Linked DNA regions of Homo sapiens: region 1 is linked to region 2. A link is a loop called in an ENCODE intact Hi-C map of the cell type or tissue named here. Cell type or tissue: HCT116. All regions are shown on one strand. Links, peaks and the distances in the headings refer to the core of each region. The heading gives the core; the rest is flanking DNA. Region 1 overlaps DENND1A (DENN domain containing 1A). Region 2 overlaps NEK6 (NIMA related kinase 6).

The links. A loop is a pair of places that touch in the nucleus more often than their neighbours do. Peaks named below come from ENCODE experiments on the same cell type or tissue, not always from the same donor. Only the 100,000 strongest peaks of a DNase experiment are listed, where the experiment ranks them.
Region 1: it touches region 2 in a loop (5-fold over the local background); 8 of 110 quality-filtered maps call a loop at or near these places.

What each region holds. Positions count from the first base shown.
Region 1 is chr9:123,539,977-123,548,306 of GRCh38, forward strand. All of the region lies in intron 13 of DENND1A (DENN domain containing 1A), which reads right to left. Among named protein-coding and RNA genes, the nearest start is that of MIR7150, 59 kb to the left of the region's middle. In HCT116, for the core only: a CTCF peak has its summit at 4,185 (motif pointing right); a DNase peak (open chromatin) is centred at 4,195.
Region 2 is chr9:124,316,753-124,325,082 of GRCh38, forward strand. NEK6 (NIMA related kinase 6) reads left to right here. Exons shown (of 10, transcript NM_014397.6): 5 at 4,707-4,817. Among named protein-coding and RNA genes, the nearest start is that of NEK6, 63 kb to the left of the region's middle. RefSeq lists enhancers at 7,863-7,942, 7,953-8,002. In HCT116, for the core only: a CTCF peak has its summit at 3,746 (motif pointing left); a DNase peak (open chromatin) is centred at 3,769.

The DNA of each region.
Region 1 (8,330 bases), core at 236-8,235, 780 kb before region 2:
GTACCTACCTAGTGGGAAATACACTATAAAGATTGAATGCCAACACTTCTTTGTAAACAGTGTCAGCATGATGAGGATTATTACTGTATTTTCCACTAAAATACATACACTTTGAGAAAGAAAATCTTGTATCTACCCAACTGTTTCCTCATAGGACAAAATGTAAACTCAGCTATAAATTAAATGGTTACTGTGGTATATTTTAAAAACTAATATTAAGCTCTTACGAAGAGCCAGGTACCATGCTGTATTATCTAACTTAATCTTCACACCAATCCTGTGAGGCAGATTACATTTATTCTTCCCATTTTACAGATGACAAAACTGAAGCTAAGGAGTTAAGTAGCATGCCCAAAATTACAGAAATAGAAAAGTGGTACTTGGAACCCAGGTCTGGCTGACTCCTGTTAAGTAGGTTCCATCTCTTTTCTTCAGTGCCTGCCACTGGGCCTGGTACAGAGGAGGTGGCAGCATTTTTAAAAATAGAATTAGACTGTCTTGGTGAGTCCTAAAGATCAGGAAACAGGTATTAAGATGACATAAGCCACTCCCTGGAGCATCACTTTTTGGAAGAAGAGAAAAAAGAAGTGATGAGTTCCTTTGAGCCCAGCAGTCACAGAGACCCTCCTTTAGGACAGACTGGTCTCCTCAGCACTAGGGCTCGAGTCCAAGCTGGCAAGATGCTTTCTGCATCAAGACTAAATGTGTCTGTGAAACCAGAGAGACGAAAGAAACAGCTACATGCTGCTGACAGCAGGGAGTACGGCAAAAATGTTTTCTGTACCCCAGGAATGCAAAGTCACCACCCTGACACATTGAATTATCAGCTTTAGACTAAGAAGCAAGATGCTAGAGGAGTTCATGTTTCCTCCCTAGATGCTGGAAACCATCACCAAAGAGGATCGGAAGCAGCATGGGACCAGTGGAAAAACCGTGAGTTCTAGAGGCAGACAGACCTGGCTCTAGTCCGACTCTTTCTTCTTGGCACCTACCTCACCTCACCCAGGAGCTTTCTCTATCTTCTTCCTTAGCTTTCTTTTTCTGCATAACACTTATTACCATCAGACATATTATATGTTGATTTTCATCTTTGTTTACTCTCTGTGTCTTCCTAAGGTAGAAGAGATTTGAGGACTAGGACTTCATTTTGTTCACTGCTGCAATTCCAAGCATCTAGAATAGTCCCCTGGTTTAGTAGGGTCTTGGTAAATGTTTGAGCAAAGTTGTTGCATTAAGTAATTTCAATTCTCTCTGCTTTATGTTTCTTATTTAGCAAGTTGGGGATAATACTGTGTACATTTAACCAAGAAAATATACATAAAGGGCAAGAAGTAGGAGTTCAGTGAGTACCAGGTTTTTCCTACCCCTACTTCTTTTGCATAAACACTTATCAACCCAGGATAAAACTAATCAACCCGGGATAAAAGTTTCCCTTCAGAGAACAGATAATGACCTTTTAAGCTGGCAGCTGACTTGCTCAAGACAACCTCAAAACCTCCAGACCATTTTATTGTGAAGACGAGAGTGAACATTCCTCGCAGTAGGAATATGAGCAAAGAAAAGTCCCAAGCAACTAGCTTATGAATAATGCCAGTGAGCTGTGACTGATGGAAACAGGGTTGAGTGGAGACCTGCCAGGTCACATCACTAACAGGGACCAGCAAGCCAAACATAAATAATCTCCAGTTAAAGGGTTTCCAAAAATCCTGCCACGCCTCCATGGAATGTGACTGCTGGTGAATTGGGCATTCACTGGATAAAAAGTTTGCTGTGGAGGGCAGGAAAGATGCACAGAGGACGAGTACTTCCCATCTGCCATCGCATTTAATTCTGAAAACAATTTTACGAGGGTGGCATTTTTATCCCCACTTAACAAATGAAAAACCTGCGGTTCAGGGAGGAGGGAGGGCTTCCCAAAGTTTCATAGCTCTGAAAAAGTAGCTCTCCTGGAATCTCAACCTTCCTTAGCCAGTACCAAACTACAGTGCACACACAGTGCCTCTCCAACACTCAAATATTCCATCGAACACTTTGCAAGCTTTCCTCTACCTGTGTGCCTCCAGAAAGAGAATACATTAAGAAATTAGACATCTGTTAGATAGTAATTGGTAGCTAATAAAACGTCAGCAAATTCACTGAAGTTTGGGGGGTAGTCAATCAACATATGTGAATTTTTGACATTCCTGTTAGCTCCAGGCTAAGCCCATAAAGTTTTAAATACCTCATTCTTATTTCATTATAAAATAGAAACCAGCCAGACACATGTCAAGGAAGCTCTATGAAGGTATCGTTTAAGTCGAGATTCCCTTACCTATTGTACAGTTGAGGTAATAGGGTTCAGAAAGGTATAGTAACTTGTGTAGAGTCACACAGCTTAGAAAAGGCAGAGTCCAGGTTAGCATCAAGTCTAACTTCAAGTCAAGGGGTCTTTCACTTCATTATGCTATTCATTTGCCTGGGGAAGGGATGAGGGGGAGCGATCACCAAATAGCCTTATTCTCTGGGATCTGGCAGTGCTGGTTCTCAGCCTGCTTGACCTCAGACTCACCCCACTTTTCTGCTCTGCTCTCTACAGACAGGAGGGTGACCTTTGCACACTGAGTTCCCTGGGCTCCCAGATCAGCTGGTTTCCGCTTGGTTTGGCCCATGCAAGGCACCAGCGAGAGATTAGGAGGAGGAAAGTGGAAGGGAAAAGTTTGAGTATCTCTTCACGCTCTCTCTGCTTGGGTGGGCTGTCTAGCAATGGTTCACCTCCTCCCTGACTCAAGCACCCACTGCACAGACCCGCAGGGACCAGCTGTGGTCAAGTGACCCTGGCCTCTGGCCTCACGAACACCACCTCTGCTGTTACTAATCTCTGGATTGCCTCCCTGTCTTCTTTTGAATTTCAGCTCCTCCATCACTTGTGTAACCACTTCCTTGCATTATTTCCCCTCTGTTGTAAACAATGAAAGTAGTCTCTGTTGTCCTTAGATCCTGACTGACACACTGATTAAGCTGCTGGACCTAGAGGACCAAGTAGAGCAGCCTGCCGTCCTGAGCTGGGAAAGCCGAATGGCGGCTCAGCTCTGCGTCTCAGGACCACCTGTTGGCCCCAAACCTCTGTCTGGCCAGACAAGAAATGCTTTGGAAAAACAATGTGCTTTCCTGTTTTTGAGATTCCCAGTCATGGAACGGGTAAAAATGAACCCAGCTGGTATCCTAATTCCATGGTCTCAGAGCAAGAAAAATTAACCATCAGCCATTAGCTCTAGCAGTGCTTCGTAAACTGCTGTGAGGAGTACTAGATGCATGGAATGCTGATATGTATTTTGTGGAAAAGGTCTGAAAAATGCTGGGTTAAACAAAGTGATCCAGATTTCTCTACAGCTGGGCTTCAGTAGTGTACATTGTTAATGTATTTAAAAAGTTACAGTAGATGTAAAGTGTAACAATTCCAAATTCTATGGGATCAGAAAATATATCAATATCTTTGGGTCTAATAGTTCAAGGAACAGGGTTCTGGAAATGCTGGCTTATGACATTAGTGCTGAATCCTGTAGAGGCCAACACAGTCTCTTATGGCCTGGAAACTGACCACTCCTCTGCTTCGTCCTCAGCCACGCTCCTTCTGTCCCTGCTCCAGCCACAGGGGCACTCACAGTACCCGACCGTGCCACATGCTGTCAAGGCCGCTTGCCTCTGCATGTGCTACTTCCTGCCCCCTGCTCCTGGGGAGCTCCTATTCCTCCGGTAAGGCCTTATTCCAGACACATCCGTCCCTGGGAAGCTTCCCCGCAGCACCCAATCTGCAGTGATTAGCCCTGTGCTGAAATGTCTCCCAGCTTGCACATTCTACTATAGCAGTTCCCACCCCTTACTGCAACTCTCTGCTTCCTTTCCTTCTCTGCCTCTCACTGTCTTTAACAGTGACCAGGTCTTATTTGTCAGTGTGTGTGCAAGTCAGTGCCCTGGTCAGGTCTGCGGTGGGGACCACTATTGTAAGATTTCAAATGCTTGTTCCATGTTGTGCTAACAAGGCTTGACTATAATAGACTTCAAATTCACTATAAATCAAAATTCCATTGTTAATACAATCCCTAATAAATAAACCTTATATGAATGTGGCTTTTATCATGATTGTCAATAATTTGCTTTTGTAAAATCCTAACATCAACTGAAAAACAACCAACAAGAAATATGGATTAACACTGCTGTGAGAAAGCTAGCCACTAGGTGTCAGCCCAGGAAAAGAGGAGGAAGGGCTACACTTCCCAGCGTTTTAAGTTTTCATCCAATTATCACTACAAATATCAAATATTTAAACAACAAAATATTAGCCAATTAAAATTATCTATTAAAGGAATGTTTTAAAAAAGATATATAAAATTTTGACATTACCCCTTGCAAAATAGTTTATAAAGGTTGTTAGTTTAACCTGTATTTGTCAAGAAACACTTGTATAGATTAGAGAAATTGACTCCTAAGAGGGAACCAACTCAGTTTTCTTCTGAAATGCCCTCAAATCACATGTAATATGAACCACATGGTAATCACCATTGTGGAGTGCAGTCAGAGAAAAGAGCATGGTCACCAGAACCAGGCAGATGGAGGGGCCAATCCTGTCTCTGCCACTTCTTAAAAAGTGACAATCTTTCCTAGCCTCAGTTTCTCATCAGTAAAATGGGGCTGTGCATGCTCTCCACAGGGGGGCTGTAAAAAGGGGAATATATATAAAGAGCCTAGCATATAACAAATGCTGTTCTTTTCTTTTCCTTAAGACTTCAGGTCTTAATGATTTATTTAACGAAGCTGTTTTATAGCTTCCAAACAACTAAGGACATTATAAATAAGAACTATGTGCCAGGCGTGGTGGCTCACGCCTGTAATCCCAGCACTTTGGGAAGCCAAGGTGGGCGGATCACCAGGTCAGGAGATCAAGACCATCCTGGCTAACACGGTGAAACCCCGTCTCTACTAAAAACACAAAAAATTAGCCGGTCGTGGTGGCGGGCGCCTGTAGTCCTAGCTACTTGGGAGGCTGAGGCAGGAGAATGGCGTGAACCCGGGAGGTGGAGCTTGCAGTGAGCTGAGATCGCGCCACTGTACTCCAGCCTGGGCGACAGAGCAAGACTCCGTCTCAAAAAGAAAAAAAAAAAGAACTATGACAACTTCATTCATTCACATCCTACTGAGCACCTTCTATGTATCAGGTTCTGTGCCAAGGATACATGAGTAAACATGACATTCCACTGTCTTCTGGAGAAGGCTTCAATTTTCTTGTGGAAGGGTAGCCTAAGCCTGAATGTCATGTAGTCATATATTTCAGAGAATGCAACCGCACCCCACAGAAAATCAGTGAAGATATATATCCAAGAACTGAGGGTGGGGATGAAATCAACACAACTGTATCCTCTAATCATCACAGATATCATAATGTCCTATACAGAACAAATCCACCATCCCTCCATCAACTGTGTGCTGGGGGCATAGGAATAAGATCTCCTGTCTCCTGTTCTTTTTTTTTTTGAGACAGAGTCTCGCTCTGTCGCCCAGGCTGGAGTGCAGTGGCACGATCTCAGCTCACTGCAAGCTCCGCCTCCCGGGTTCACACCATTCTCCTGCCTCAGCCTCCTGAGTAGCTGGGACTACAGGCGCCCGCCACCACACCTGGCTAATTTTTTTGTATTTTTAGTAGAGACGGGGTTTCACTGTGTTAGCCAGGATGGTCTTGATCTCCTGACCTCATGATCCGCCCACCTCAGCCTCCCAAAGTGCTGGGATTACAGGTGTGAGACACCACGCCCATTCCCAAGATCTCCTGTTCTTAAGAAGTTCATAGTCTAGCTATGCATATGAAGTCACTTAGCACCATTTCAGGCTGCAAATTGTCAAATGTTATCATTGCTTGAAAATGGATCAGAAAGATTTCCTTTTCAGAGTCTCACTGAAAAAGTGAGAGACCCTAAAGTGAGAACATCTGATTTTAAAACACCAGTAGCAGCAACCGTTTCTCTTTGCCACTGCTTCCACAAAGATAGAGTATTTAAAACTGCCGTGGTGGCTTCAGCTTAATCCATGACTATAGTCCTCTCTTGTGTATTTCTAACTAGAAGAGAATATTTACTGGTCATGACAATTCTGCAGGAGATGATCCTCCCTAACTCTAAATGCCTGTGGTTAGCCACCATGCAGCTGCTGGGCTGTGCCTTCGCTTTACATTTACACATTCGTGATGTGGTGTTTGTGTGGCTTATTCCTCTCAGGTTCTAAGATGAAGCTGCAGCTGATACGTTTTAAAACTAAGTATTGGCCGGGCGAGGTGGCTCACGCCTGTAATCCCAGCACTTTGGGAGGCCAAGGTGGGCAGATCACCAGGTCAGGAGATCAAGACCATCCTGGCTAACACAGTGAAACCCCGTCTCTACTAAAAATACAAAAAAAAAAGTAGCCGGGCGTGGTGGTAGGCGCCTGTAGTCCCAGCTACTTGGGAGGCTGAGGCAGGAGAATGGTGTGAACCTGGGAGGCGGAGCTTGCAGTGAGCCTAGATCGCACCACTGCACTCCAGCCTGGGTGACAGAGCGAGACTCCATCTCAAAAAAAAAAAACAACAACTAAGTATCTCTATTGTGCAACACTGAAATATGACCACCAGCCTTTCTGATGTATAGCATGGGGAAACAGGTATCAGTCATTCATTTGTTCATCCAGTCAGTCAACATTTAATGAGCACCTACTAATACCAGACTATGTGAGGGACATCAATGTGTATAAAACATGGCCCCATGCTTTAAAGGAGCAAAGTAAGAAAGGAGCCAGGATTATTAAATGAGATCAAGTTAAAGCCTAGAATTCCTCCAGGATGGTGCAAGATATACTAGCTATGTTTTATTTTTCAAGTATTTCATATGAATTTCATTTGAACATATGGGAAATTTCATTTTGATCATATTCAGTTATGCTCTTTGAAATCATTCAGTTGAGATTGATCATAGTGTTTAAGTGGATTTCCTGCTAGTTCCCATCTTCTCTCACTTAGAGAGCTACTTTTTACTTGGGCAGTCTACTTCTAGAACAATGGTTCCCAGTTCATTGATCATTTATTGTGTGACTCCAAGGTAACAAGACTCTCAAACTGGGTTCTGAACAACATCAGTGTCCCTGTGACGTGGGCAGTGGAGATTTGGTGCCAATATTGAACAATGGTCATTTTTTCTCAATAGGCAACAAATGTTTTGATGAATTAAGCCTCAATTATATTTTCTCATATGCATTTAAAAAACTGACTGTAGGGCCGGGTGTGGTGGCTCACGCCTGTAATCCCAGCACTTTGGGAGGCCAAGGCAGGCAGATCACCTGAGGTTGGGAGTTTGGGACCAGCCTGATCAACAGGGAGAAACCCTGTTTCTACTAAAAATACAAAATTAGCTGGGCATGGTGGCGCATGCCTGTAATCTCAGCTACTCAGGAGGCTGAGGCAGGAGAATCACTTGAACTTGGGAGGCGGAGGTTGTGGTGAGCTGAGATGTCGCCATTGCACTCCAGCCTGGGCAACAAGAGTGAAGCTCTGTCTCAAAACAAAAACAAAACCTGACTGTAATTTTTTAAATGACTCTGATTTTCAACTCTTGGTACCTTCCACCCCTATTTGTCCATAATTGCTGGTGGGCAATAAAATGAATAAATAAATAAATAAATATTAAAGGAAATAATTAAATATGTGATTTATTTCAAATCCTTTATGTATCATTTGAGATAAAAGCCATACTTTCACAATTAGTTCAAAAGAAAGAATTAAATGGGCCAGAATAATTTCAGGGTGTTTTGCATGGCTCCAGGTTCTTGGGCACTTGTTGAACAAGTATGGACACCACTATTCTAGAATGTCGCAGTCTCATCTTTCCCTTCCTCCTTTACTTTGTCACCCAGGGATGGTCACTATCATTTAGTTAACATCTACTATCAGCAAGGCACTATGCTGGTGTTTGGTGCATATTATTGCTATTTTTCTCAAGAGTCCTGCTAGCTAGGCATTATTTACATCTTACACATGAGAAAAGTGAGTCTCAGGATGGTGAAGTAACTTCCAGAGTCATCTTCTAGTAGATGACAGAACTAGAATTAAAACCCAGGTGATTCCAAAGGCCATACTCCTTCCATCACATTCGGTGGCCTCCTTAGCCACTTAGAGCCACAGAGCTATAGTGATGGTCCCTGAAGTCCTGGGGCAGAAGCACCTCCCCTTATCCTTGCTTCATTCCCAGGACATGATCTTGACTTCAGATGACCACTAAAATGGGAAAAAATGTTAATTAGCAAGTTACCAGCCCCTTCTGCAGTCCCCTTTACAC
Region 2 (8,330 bases), core at 229-8,228:
ACTGCCTGGGCATTTAAGGGAGCCCTTCCTTAACCCCCTGCCCTCAGACGTGCAGGGAAATGGGGGAGGAGTCTCCCTCCTCCCCTCCCCAGGAACCAGCGCCTCCTTGATGGGGCTTTACTTCCTACCCAACCCCTCTCATTTCTCCCTTGTTGGAGAAACTGTGTCATGCCTGGACTGCTGATGACCTGGGCAGTTTTTGGGGAGTCCTCCCTGAGAGGTTGTGAGATTTCCTGGTGACATAATGAGGTGAAGTTCAAGAGGAGGGTGAAGGAGCAGGGTGTTCCCATTTATCCTCATAGCAGCTTGCCCACGCCGTAGGTCATGTCTCAGAGATTTGAAGGCACTTTCAACTTGCCATTCACTTGCTTTGACACTTTTTTTGGTAACTGAAAAACATGTCTATGGAGCATGATGTGTGCTGAGGGCAGCGATGTGATGGCCAGTGTTCGCGCAGGACGTCCTTTTCAACACAAAATCTGGGCAAGAGGATTTTCTTTTCTTTCTTTCCTTTTTTGATAACAGGGTCTCGCTCTGTCACCCAGGCTGGAGTGCCGTGGTGCGATCTCGGCTCACTACAACCTCCGAGTAGCTGGAATAACAGGTGTGCACCACCACACCCGGCTAATTTTTGTGTTTTTGTAGAGACGGGGTTTCACCATGTTGGCCAGGCTGGTCTTGAACGCCTGACCTCAGGTGATCCACCCGCCTCGGCCTCCCAAAGTGCTGGCATTACAGACATGAGCCACCACGTCTGGCCCACCTTCTTTTTTAAATTTCCATTTTTATTTTAGATTCAGAGGGTACACATGCAGGTTTGTTACAAGAGTATATTGTGTGATGCTGAGATTTGGGCTTCTGATCCCGTCACGCAGATAGTGAACATCATACCCAATGGGAAGTTTTTCAGCCCTTGCCCCACTCCCGCCCCCTCTTGTAGAGCCCAGTGTGTCTACTGTTTCCATCTTTATGTTTGTGTGTACCCAGGATTTAGCTCCCACTTATAAAAGTGAGAACATGCAGTATAGATATGTTTCTGTGTTATTTCTCTTAGGATAATGGCCTCCTGCTGCATCCGTGTTGCTGCAAAGGACATGACTTTTATTCTTTGTTGTGGCTGCATAATATTCTATTGTATACATGTACCACATTTTCTTTATCCGGCCCACCATTTCTGCGCACCTAGATTGATTCGGTGTCTTTGCTTTTATGAATAGCGCCGTGATGGACATACAAACCCATGTGTCTTTTTGGTAGAACCATTTATATTCCTTTGGGTATATACCCAGTAATGGGATTGCTGGGTCAAATGGTAGTTCTATTTTTAGTTCTTTGAGAAATTTCCAGACTTTGTTCCACGGTGTCTGAACAAATTTACATTCCTACCAAAAGCATAGAAGTGTTCCCTTTTCTTCGCAGCCTCACCAACATCTGTTATTTTTTGACTTCGTAATAATTGCCATTCTGACTGGTGTGAAATGGTATCTCATTGTAATTTTTTTTTTTTGAGACTGGGTCACACCCTATCATCTAAGCTGGAGTGCAGTGGTGTGATCATGGCTCACTGCAGCATCAGCCTCCCAGAATCAAGTGATCTTCCCACCTTAACCTCCCAAGTAGCTTGGGCTACAGGCCTGCACCACGAAGCCCAGCTAATTTTTTTTTGTAGTGACAAGGTCTCACTCTGTTGCCCAGGCTGTTCTCAAACTCCTGGGCTCAAGCAGCCCTCCCACTTCAGCCTCATGAAGTGCTGGCATTATAGGCATGAGCCCCTGCACCCAGCCTATTGTGGTTTTGATTTACATTTCTCTGATGATTAGTGATGTTGGGCATTTTTTTCCTGTTTGTTAGTTGCTTGTATGTCTTCTTTTGAAGAATCACTGTTCATGTCCTCTTCCTACTCTTTATTTTATTTTTATTTATTTATTTTTTATTTTGAGACAGAGTCTTGCTCAGCCACCCAGGCTGGAGTGCAGTGGCATGATCTTGGCTCACTGCAACCACCGTCTCCCGGGTTCAAGCGATTCTCCCATCTCAGCCTCCTGAGTAGCTGGGATTACAGGCACCCACCATCATGCTCGGCTAATTGTTGTATTTTAGTAGAGACGGAGTTTCACCATGTTGGCCAGGCTGGTCTTGAACTCCTGACTTCAGGTGATCCACCCACCTTGGCCTCCCAAAGTGCTAGGATTACAGGCGTGAGCCACTGCGCCCAGCCTATTTACTTATTTTTTATTTTTATTTTTATTATTTTTAGAATCTCACTCTGTCACCCAAACTGGAGTGCAGTGGCACAATCTCAGCTCACTGCAACCTCCGCCTCCCAGGTTCAAGCGATTCTCCTGCCCCAACCTCTCGAGTAGCTGTGACTACAGGCACCTGCCACCATGCCTGGCTAATTTTCGTATTTTTAGTAGAAATGGGGTTTTGCCATGTTGGCCAGGCTGGTCTCGAACTCCTGATCTCAATGATCCGCCCACCTCAGCCTCCCAAAGTGCTGGGATTACAGGCGTGAGCCACCATGTCCAGCCTCCTCTGCTCACTTTTTAATGTTTTGTTTTTTTTTATTGATTTAAGTTCCTTATAGATTCTGGACATTAGTCCTTTGTCAGATGCATAGTTTATGAATGTTTTCTCCCATTCTGTCAATTGTCTGTTTACTCTGTTGATCATTTCATTTGCCATGCAGAAGCTCTTTCATTTAATTATGTCCCACTTGTCAGTTTTTGGTTTTGTTGCAATGGTTTTTAAGGACTTGGTCTTAAATTCTTTGTCAAGGCTAACGCTGAGAAAGGTATTTCCTAGGTTTTCTTCTAGGATTTTTATAGTTTGAGGTCTTACATTTAAGTCTTCAATCAATCTTGATTTAATTTTTACACATGGTGAAAAGTAGGGGTTCCGTTTCATTCTTCTGCATATAGCTAGCCAGTTAATTGAGTAGGGAGTCCTTTCCCCATTGCTTATTTTTGTCAACTTTGTTGAAGATCAGGTGGTTGTAGGTATGCTGCTTTATTTCTGAGTTCTATATTCTGTTCCATTGGTCTATGTATCTATTTTTGTACCAGTACCATGCTGTTTTGGTTACCATAGGCTTGTAGTATAGTTTGAAGTCCAGTAACGTGATGCCTCCAGGTTTGTTCTTTTTGCTTAGGATTGCTTTGTGTGCCGCCTTCTGAAGTCTAGTCACCCTGTGTAAATTACCTACATTTGTTACTGACCAAGGTTCTTCCACAGGGGAGCCTGCTGCTAAGATGGCAACAGGGCTCCCTCCCAGCCACCCCTGGGAACCAGGATTGAATGTGCTGCACCTGCGTCCTCAGCTGTGCAGGGTGCCTGGTTCCTCGCAGTGGTGTCTGGATATTCACTGAGCCACAGCGCTGCTGGCTGAGGGGCAGGCAGGGGCCAGCACACCCACCTCAGGGCCAGACCTTGGTCCAGAGCAGGGGTTTGAGGACTTGGACAGGCAGTGGGCGCCATAGCAGACAGGGATCAGTCTCTGGGGGGACCTGGTGAGAGGATGGACGCATGGGGAGGAGCTGGGGCCAGTGGCTGAGCCTGCTCTGGCCCCCAGGGCCCACACATGGGGGGCTGGCTTGGGGAATGAATGAATGAATGAATAGGGGCTTGCATGGCTCTGTAACATCTGCCCAGGCTCCCCTCATTTTAGAATCCACGGATGGGCACAGTGCATCCTTCTCCCAACGACTTCCGGGCCTTTTGGGAAATGTGCTCACTATCGGCCTCTGGTGGTTGGCTGGTGTCTGGACTAGGCTGACCACACCCACACCAGGGCAGGATATTCGAGTCCCCTCTGCTTTCCCAGATCCTGGAGTCTCTTTGATATAAACAGTCAGCTTTGTTATGAACAGATGCCAGGGGCTCCTCTTAGCCTGGAGGGCCTGACTTCCAGCCAGGGGGGCACCGTTCTGTCCAGCTCCATGCTCCACTGCAGCAAACATGCAGGCGGTGGTGCGAAGGACAGAGGCAGCGTCTCAGCATGAGCAAATCAGCCGGGCAGCTCTCATGCCTCCAGGGATTTTTTTCAACATTTCACAAGGGCCAGGCATGGTGGCATGCAGCCGTAGTCCCAACTGCTCAGGAGGGTGAGGTGGGAGGATCGCTTGAACCTAGAAGTTCAGTTTCAATCAGGGCAACATAGTGAGATCCTATCTCTACAAAAAAATATTTTAAAAAAAATGATTTTACAAGAGATAGGTCAGGAATTGAGAAAGAGTGGGAAGGATGAAGGCAGGAGATGGTCCTTCTGAGGAGCACCTGCAGGCTGGCCGTGTCTGGGCACAGGGACAGAGAGGTGGGGCCCAATGCCGCCCTCAGGGTCGGGGTGGTGAGGAGGAGGGGGAGGGTCCTTTCCACAAGTCCATGCTGAGTCTCACATAGCTCTGTGCGGCTGCCCTGTTACACATTTCAAGAGTATTGACCCATGTCGTCTTCACAACTATGCTTCAAAACATTATGCCAGTTTTACAGATGAGGAATCTGAGACTTGGGGATGCAAAGTGGCTTTCCCAGTGTCACCCAGGCCTTCCTGACTCCCCAGCACAGGCCTTTCTTTCCCTGGGACCCACTTCTCTAGCAAATGCCAGGGCCTCAGTGACCGGGTGCCAGCAGGGTGCCGGTGGCAGGCAGGCACTGGGTCTGTCCCGTCTTCACTTGGTGCCCCCTTCCCTCTTTCCCTCCTCATGCAGCAACTGAACCACCCAAATATCATCAAGTATTTGGACTCGTTTATCGAAGACAACGAGCTGAACATTGTGCTGGAGTTGGCTGACGCAGGGGACCTCTCGCAGATGATCAAGGTGAGCGCCTGGCGGGGTGGGGGTGCTGGGGGCTGCGCAGATCTGGAGCCAAAGGTGGCAGTCTTCCTTTAGCCCAGTCCCACAATGCTCTGCCTTTAGCCAGAGGCGGCCACCCGGGGACCCTGGGCGCCCCCCTGCAGATGCCCACAGGCCTCAGCTGCAGTCTGGTGAGGGCCTCTCAGGGTCCGTCCCCAGCTGCTGTTGCTGGAGGCCTCTTTCTTTCCACTGGCCTCAGGGAAGCTCAGCTCAAAAGAGCCCATATGCAAAAGCAAGGCGAAGGTGGTGCCAAGACAGGATGGTGGCTGGGAGGGGGCCAGCCATGGGCAGAAGGAACTCCTCTGGCCACCCCCAGTGCCCCAGCCTACCACAGGCACATGAGCCACTTCTCCTGCCTCACAGAAGGAGCAGGGGCAGCACCCCGTTTGGTCAGACCCCAGCTCTTGGGAAAGCATCTTGTAGATCCACTACCTCATTTTAAAGAAGGGGAAAACTGAGCCCAGAGAGGTTAAGAGACTTGCCTGAGGATACCCAGCATTGTGGGTACAGAGCCATGCCTGTGGCCCAGGTCTCTTTTCCTGGCCTGGGACCCTTTGGTGGACATGGTCCCAAGATGCTCTCCCCAGCCCTAGAGGGGGAACTTCATTTCCATGTTAGGGCTGACACCCAGGCCTGGGGTCTTCAAGAGATTGAGTGACTGTTCGAGTCACATGGGCAGGCTCAGCGCCAGGACTGGCTCATGCTCCACGCCCCTACATACATCTTCACCTGCCTCATCCCACCACCCAGGGCACAGGGCGGAGTTCACCATGAGTCTGGTGTCCAGGACCACTGCAGCTTCAGTGAAACAGCAGCACCTCCTGCCAGCCTCCACCCAGCCCAGTACGCTCATGCGTCCCTCACTGAGTCCCCGCCGTCCTCAAATAGCAAAGCTCAGAGAGGTCTAGTCTCCTGCCCAAGGCACCTCAGCCTCTAGGTGGAAGCCCCCAGGCCTGCCTGACCCCCAGGCCCAAACCTTCAGCCCCTACTCCACTGCTCCTTAGTGGAGGTCCTCACGTCCCTACTGGCTTGGACCTCTGTCCCCAGGGCCCTGCTGTGGCCCCATCACCTCTCTACCCTGGATGCAGCCTGCCTGCTCCCAAGTGAGGCTGGGCCCCGCTGGAGCCCCCACCCTGCTCACAGCCGCACTTAGAAACGGGGCCGGATGTGGGTTCTCTGTCTTTCCCATCAGGCACTGGGGATTGAGCAATTGCTCAGTGCTCTTCTGAAATTTGGGTCCTAGGAATACAGGCGTCACTGGGAAGTGGCATTACTTGAGCTGTTATCACCTGCTCTTACATTTCCGTTGACATATTAATGCCTTTGCAGGGATGTTAATCTGCACACAGATCCCTGGTGGGAACAGATGTGCTAGATCATGTCTTAGCTCTTCCTCTCCCCCGCCCCCGCTTTACTTGTTTCTCCTTCACACGGATTCCCTTGCTGAACATACAAGCATCGTGTATCCACTGTGTGCCAGCCCTCATGCCAAGAACTAGGGTTGCCGCCAGCATGGCTCCTGCCCTCAGGGATCCCAGATTCTAACAGGAAAACAGACCCTCGAATGAGTAGTTAGGAGCCAGTGTGAACAAGCCATGTGCAGGGCCTGTGGGAGTCAGAGAAGGCTTCCTGGAGGAGGTGACACTGAGCTGAGCTGTTAGGGGAGGTGGGCTGTCCAGAAGCAGAAACGGTCCCACAGGGATGGGAAAGGGAAGGGAGCTGAGATGGAGACCACCGGATCACGTAGGGCCTGTTGCTCCAGGCTCGGGGTCCAGGACCAGGCCCTAAGGTCAGAGAAGCTTCCTAAGATTCATGGCGGTGAACAAACGTGGTCAGCTCTGTGTTCTAGAAGAAAGACTGGAGGCCGGGTGGAAGGAGAGGTGAGGGCAGGGACGGAGGAGGAGCAGGAGATGAAGGAGAGGCCTCTCCCTGCTGCCACACGGGAACGCAGCCCGTGGAGAGGACGCCTCACCCTCTCAGCCCCAGTGGAGCCCAGACACTGTGGCCTCTCAGTCCACGGAGTGGGGCTGCCGTCAGACAGGCAGATGGGGGGCTGGGGCTGGGCAAATCCCTCTTCCCTGAACCTCAGTTTCCACCCTGTCCCCGGGAACCTCTTGGAGGGAGCATTGCAGGAAACCCAGGCCAGGTGCAGTCTCCCTCAGCTGAGAGAGAAGAGGAGACATGGGGGCATTCTATCCAGCATCCCTTCTCTATGCCAGGCCTGGGATGGGGTGTCTCCTTCCCTGTGCACCCCTTCCTTGGCTTCACCAGAGCCAACACTGGCTCAGGGTTCAAGTCAGTCATGAACCCAGCAGGATTGAGTCTAGGATGGGTGTGGCCTCAGTTTCTGAGCAGCCACCTGGCCCCCCACGCCTCGGGTCCTTCCTCCTCACCTGGCATGGTTCCCCCTCCCACAGTCCCCACCTCTCTCCCCCCACTGTCCCTGCCTGCTCCCGTTCCCTCCAACCCGGCTCAGGGGCCCTCACCTGCAGAGCTGGCTCGGTGCAGCCGCCAGCAGGGGAGGCCTGGCAGTGCAGAGACCCACTCGAGTAAGACACGTCCCCTGGATGGCCTCAGGCGGGTCCCTGTGCCTCAGTTGCCTCATCTGTAACATACCAGCACAATGCCTGGGGTTTGGTGGGAGCTCGGTTCCCCTGGTTCTGCCTGCTCTCAGGCCACCTCTGGGTTTCCAGAGGAACAGGGGATACCCCATGGTCGCCCCACTGGCCTCAGAGGCTGTCAGGCAGCAGGGATTGTGTCCCGAGAGCCTGCAGCCTCAAGGGCTGAGCTGCGCCATCACAGCCATGGTGCCCGAGTTATTTACGAGGAAGAGTGAAGCTAGGAGCTGCCGTAGCCCCAGAACCCACCAGAGACTCTGCGCCTCCCCGCTAAATGTCAGACAGCGCTTATAGGACATGACATTTAGAAAATCACCACTCTCGGCCACGCGCGTCCCTGCTTAAATGCTGTAATGAGGATTCACTCACATCACAGCGTGAATAACATCCCGGCCTGGCCCGCCACAGGCCTGGAGGTGGCCTGGGGGTGGGGTCTGTGCTGAGACCTGGGACGGCTCACCTGAGAGGGCCTCCCAGAATTGTACCTCAGAACAGCCTCGAGGGGATTTACGGCGAGGTCAGGGGCTCCCCACTGCGACTGTCCCACCGTGGGAAGCACCCAGACCTGGGTCCCAGCTGGGTGCTGGGTGACCTTGGGCATGTTCCTGAACCTCTGAGCTCAGTCTCCCATATCAATGGTTACTGGTGTTATTAGAAGTGGGCTAAGGGGGCCAGGCGTGGTGGCTCACGCCTGTAATCCCAGCACTTTGGGAGGCCGAGGCAGGCAGATCACCTGAGGTGAGGAGTTCGAGACCAGCCTGGCTAACGTGGTGAAACCCCATCTCTACTAAAAATACAAAAAATAGCTGGGCGTGGTGGCGCACACCTGTAATCCCAGCTACTCGGGAGACTGAGGCAG